2 separate regions of the Homo sapiens genome follow, and region 2 is linked to region 1. Evidence: chromatin loops called from intact Hi-C (ENCODE). Cell type or tissue: IMR-90. All regions are shown on one strand.

Region 1 (2,500 bases):
CCATATAATACTATGATTCCACGCAAGTTCCAGCAAGCTTATGTATCTTTTAAGAATATTTCAAATTTTTACAATTTAAGTTAATAGTTTGTGTTGAACATTCATGAAAAGATAAAAGCTCATTAGTTACATGTTTTGGTTAGTGTTTTATGAGTATTTTCAAATAATTACTAGTTATTGGCATTTCAAATGCTTTATATTAAGATAACCATCTTTGAAACCTATTTATTTTCATTTTCAATTATTCAATCACAGTAATTATAGCTCTATCATTTATCTTGCAAGAAACAAATTCCCATCAGAAACAGACCTCTTTTATGAGTGGGAAATTACTTAATTGCTTTTAAAGCACTGGTGACAAATACTATTCATTGTTCATTCCAAATAACACACTATTAATCATTATCTGAAAAAATGGATGGTCTCCAAAAACTTTTAGAACCAATTAACACCCAAATTAAACCATTTCTTCAAGGCAATAAAACATTTCACAACAAGACACTATAATCGGTTAAGTTTCATAAATGATATTTTAATATTAAGAACTGTTTATATTTTGTAATGTTGTTAGAATAGCTCACATATATAATCTTTAATTCATTTGTTTTCTTTGCATTATGGCAAAAATTAGCATTCAAATAAATAAAAGAGATCAGCTCTTATAGCATCTGGCAGCATTATAATTAAAGTTCTGTCAATAGGGCTATTAAAAGCCTGGTTTGAAAAGGATTTAAAATTTAGCCTCAAGTCAGGTTAAAATTCCATATAAGAATTGCAAGTTACCCAAATGCCTGTAAAAACTCTTAGGTTATATAGTAGTGATTTTTCTCAATATATCATTTTTCAAGGTTTATAATTAAAGATTCTTCAATAAAACCTTATGGATAATTAATTTTTCTAGATCTATGTTCATAGTCCATTTCTATTAGGAGAGCCTGCTAGGTGGTGCTATGGTGCCACACTAGGCTGGAAACCCCATAAAGAATAGAGACCTGCTGAGGCTGAGTATAAAAAGCATCCAATACACTTCTATTAAATACAGGAATGAGGAAATGCCTTCTGTATCATGTTGACAGTTCAGTTCAGGAAGTTGTGTAGTATTATTCACACCATTAATTTTTTTCATATCCACTAATAACAATAATCAAATTACTAGAAAGAGAAAACAAAACTTGGACATTTTTCATCCTTCCACAATGCCTAATACAGTACTCTTACTTGTGAAATTTAATCACCAATGCTTCCAAATAATGTAACTTGAAGAAAAAAGGTAATGAGGAAAGTATCCATAACAAATTGTTGAGTTTCATGTACGTACACTAAAAAAAGGTAACTTTGACACAAAGGAATAAAGTATATTTTAACTACTAAAAACATATATATAGATATTTAAAAATTACATCCTTAATAGAATTAACCTTAATGAGTGAGAGGTTTAAGTAATTACTCAATAAAATACAACTGATTAGTCTGGCATTTTCATATATGGAAAAAGTTATGTTATAATCAGATAATCCTTCAGCTGGACTTGGGAGGAAGTTATATGCAATCAGATAAACCTCCAGCAGAATTCAGAAGGAAAAAAATTACTAACAAATGCTCATCAGCATATGTACTAGTTTCCAATTGCCACTGTAACAAAATTACCAAAAATAGTGGCTTCAAGCACCACACATTTAGTATCTTACAGTTCTGTAGCTTAGAAGACCAAAATCATGTTCACTGAGCTGAAGTCAATTGTTCTGTCTGAGGGGCTGGTTCCTTTGAAGCCTCTGAGGAATGAACCTCTTTCCTTTGGCTTCTTCAGCTCCTAGAGGTCACCTGCATTCCTTAAGTCATGGTCCCTTCCTTGCATGACAACTGCTTCATGCTTCCTGCATCACAGCTACTACCACTGACCCTGATCTTGCTGTCTCTGTCTTACAAGAACGCTATCAATTACACTGGTTCACTTGAAGAAACTGGGATACTCTCCCCCGATCTCCAAATATTTAATTTAATCACATCTGAAATGTCCTTTTTAACATATAAAACAGCATATCCACAGGTTTGAAAAGGATATAAAATTTAGCCTCTAGTGAGATTAGAAATTTCATATAAGAATTGTGATTACTGGTGATTATGACATGAACATCTTTAGGGGGCCATTATTCAGCCAACAACAGAGTGCAAACCCTGAAGATGAATAACATGAGAAAAATAAATATGAAATCAGTTTAATGTTTATGATTTTACATCTAAGATGTAAAATCTACTAAGATATGTGAAATAAAAAATGGGACAAATATGTCTAATATTATTCTACAGTAAATTCTATTATTCTATAGTACATGCTTTAAAATTAACAACAAAAACAAAATATAAATAGTAAACTGAGGCAAGTTTTAAGGAAAGCATTTTAAATCTAAATATAAAAATATATAAAATAAAATTGTTTTAAAACAACAAAGATGAGCAATTACCAAGAACTAGAATCAAGCATTTTTAGTGGATCCCAAAT
Region 2 (2,500 bases), 530 kb after region 1:
TTTTAGAAACTTTGCAAATATTTAGTTTATGTCAAGTTTTGGTTACTGAGAAGACTGTTCATATGGACCCAACTTTCTTAAAAATAAGACAAAAATTGGAAGCCATCAATATCTTTAACTTATATTTAATCTTAGATCAATTAAAATATCAATTATTGGTACATAATGTTCATATGAGGAATTTTGCTTGAAAATTCAAGATAATAGTTTAAACGTGCACCAAATAGTTTGTAGAAATAACCAGTTTAAAATGTAAGAACAAGTAATGATAATGGTACCTAAACATTTGGGTATTTATAACCTTTCTTCTTAAGTTCATCTGCTTCTTTTTTTGTTTTATTTGGTTTTGTTTTAATCTGGCATTACATTGTAGACATTCAGAAGAAAAAGATTAATATATTTCTTCCAGTTTCCCCCTTCTGCCTAATAGTCTCAATTGAACTGATCCCTTGCTTCATTGTCAGAAGATGATTCTTGGTCCCTGTATTTATTATAAAAGCTCAACAGTAAAATGGAAAACTTTAGACATAATTGCAGAAGCTACCAGAAATATTAGTGGATATTCAGTTTCACATGTCACATTTATTTTCAACTTGGGTCATTTCTTAAATACAATATGAATAACACAGATGAGTTTTCTATTCTCTTTAGGAATAAAAGTTTTCCCTTTGAAGCTTTACTATAGCTTGTCTGATCTGGAAAATTATCTGTCTATATCTAAGGCTAAGACATTGCCTAGTTCAAATTAGCTTTAAAACACTACACAAAACAGTATGACAGAGTGGCCTGAAGCAGAGGATAATTTTTCAGTTGAAAAATGGAACTAAGCAGCTTCCTAAGTGGAATCAGAGAGCGACAGAGAGGTCAAGGCAAGCACAAGTGCTCTTGAAACAAGGAGTGACCCTTTGAGGGTGGCTTGGGCACTTGTTGAGACTCCAGACACACTGCAAGCAGAAAACAACATTAGCCCAGACAGGATGTATGAGTCAAGGATATCTAAAGAAGATGCAAAACGTAGCATCCAGGCATTTGCAACTTTCCAATTGCCGGGCTCCACTTGCGGTCCGCGCTGCTGGTTGGAGCATACTGTAAAGGAAATATAAACAGTTTAAATTAAGTACCAGAGCTAAATCTCTCACATGACTTTCTGAAAAGATGAGGAATGAAATTATCAGCACAATTAGAAGTCTTGAGTCTGCTGGGTCAGGGGACAGGAGAGGAATTCTTGGCACAAAAGAACAGGAAGCACAGCAACTCGGCCATATATGGAGGAGGGGTGAGCCTTTCAAGCAAAATTACTATGACCTCAAAGCTTCTGCTACTCAGACAGCTGTATTGAATTCTGTTCAATGCCAAAGTAGTACCTTAAGCCAGTTTATCTGGTTTGGCTTTGAAGTGGCAATAAAAACCAGGAGCCTCCTGACCTGGGTCATTTCTAAAAGGAGTTGTTTTCTTTCAGCTTTTCCAATTTTAAGAGCAGTTACACTTACAGGTGTGTGTGTGAAAGAGTGTGGTAAAGGGAACATTTGCTAACACGGAAAATGTGAAAGAAGTCTAGGAATCTTCCAAATGTATTGTAGATTTGGACTTTAAGCAATCTCAATATGAACAGTGAATACAATGAAATAAAGCAAACATAATTTGCAATCAGATGCAATAGACAAACATGTTTAGACCAACCTCGCTGATTTTATTCTTTAGTGACTTGTTGCATCCAAATGGACTTCTTGGATTGGAAACTCCATTCACATGGAAAGAGAGTAAACAGCGCATGCAAAGTCCCATTTTGCAAGCAGAAGTCTTTCAATGTTTTGGCAAGTAACTTTGCTATTTGGATGCATTCTACTCCAGCTAGTCCTTCTGGGAAACCTAAGGCATCATTCTTACCTACTGTTGAAAAGAAGGAAAGGCACCATTTCTGAGATGGTCCAAAATCGACTTTGCAAAGAGTTATTCAACAGTAGTAGTTTTTGGAAAATGTAATAGCCATCATTTGTCCTTGTAGGGAACAATGTTCCACTCCATATATTTTATAGGTTTTTTTTCAGCTCATTTTATTGCTGCTAAAAGTATACTGGCCAGTCCATTATGCATTATAGTGGGCAAAATAATAGGTGACAATAACATCAGGTTAGTTTCTAGGATTTTTTAAAATTAGCTTTATGAAAATATAACAAAGTAAGAGGTTAAATTAATTAGCTAAAATAAATTCTTTGTATTTAACTGAGAAATTCAATGTCTAAGGAGTTCCAGAGCATTCTTCCATATGGTCCACTTTACCTGGACAAGAAGATCCTATGCAGATGCAAACCAGACTGTCTTATCACTAATCCCATTTCTTTAAGACCCTTTATAAAAATAATGTACGCTTGCGGCTTAAAGTCAAATTCCTTTAACTGAAGACAAGCTTGGATTGGGAGCATTTCCTGTGCCCTGCCAGTTGGTGTAGTATGTTTTATTGGATAGCAGAACTCTGTAATGCATTTCAACTCACTCGATA

Evidence for each region. Peaks named below come from ENCODE experiments on the same cell type or tissue, not always from the same donor. Only the 100,000 strongest peaks of a DNase experiment are listed, where the experiment ranks them.
Region 2: a loop joins it to region 1, with 4 times the contacts of the local background. A loop is called at or near these places in 7 of 110 quality-filtered maps.

Annotation. Positions count from the first base shown.
Region 1 is chr4:157,127,071-157,129,570 of GRCh38, reverse strand. All of the region lies in intron 4 of GLRB (glycine receptor beta), which reads right to left. Among named protein-coding and RNA genes, the nearest start is that of GLRB, 52 kb to the right of the region's middle. In IMR-90, a CTCF peak has its summit at 941; no DNase peak of the experiment used is centred here.
Region 2 is chr4:156,597,044-156,599,543 of GRCh38, reverse strand. No RefSeq gene overlaps it. Among named protein-coding and RNA genes, the nearest start is that of LINC02272, 44 kb to the left of the region's middle. RefSeq lists an enhancer at 130-1,329. In IMR-90, no CTCF peak of the experiment used is centred here; a DNase peak (open chromatin) is centred at 1,003; H3K27ac peaks cover 195 bases.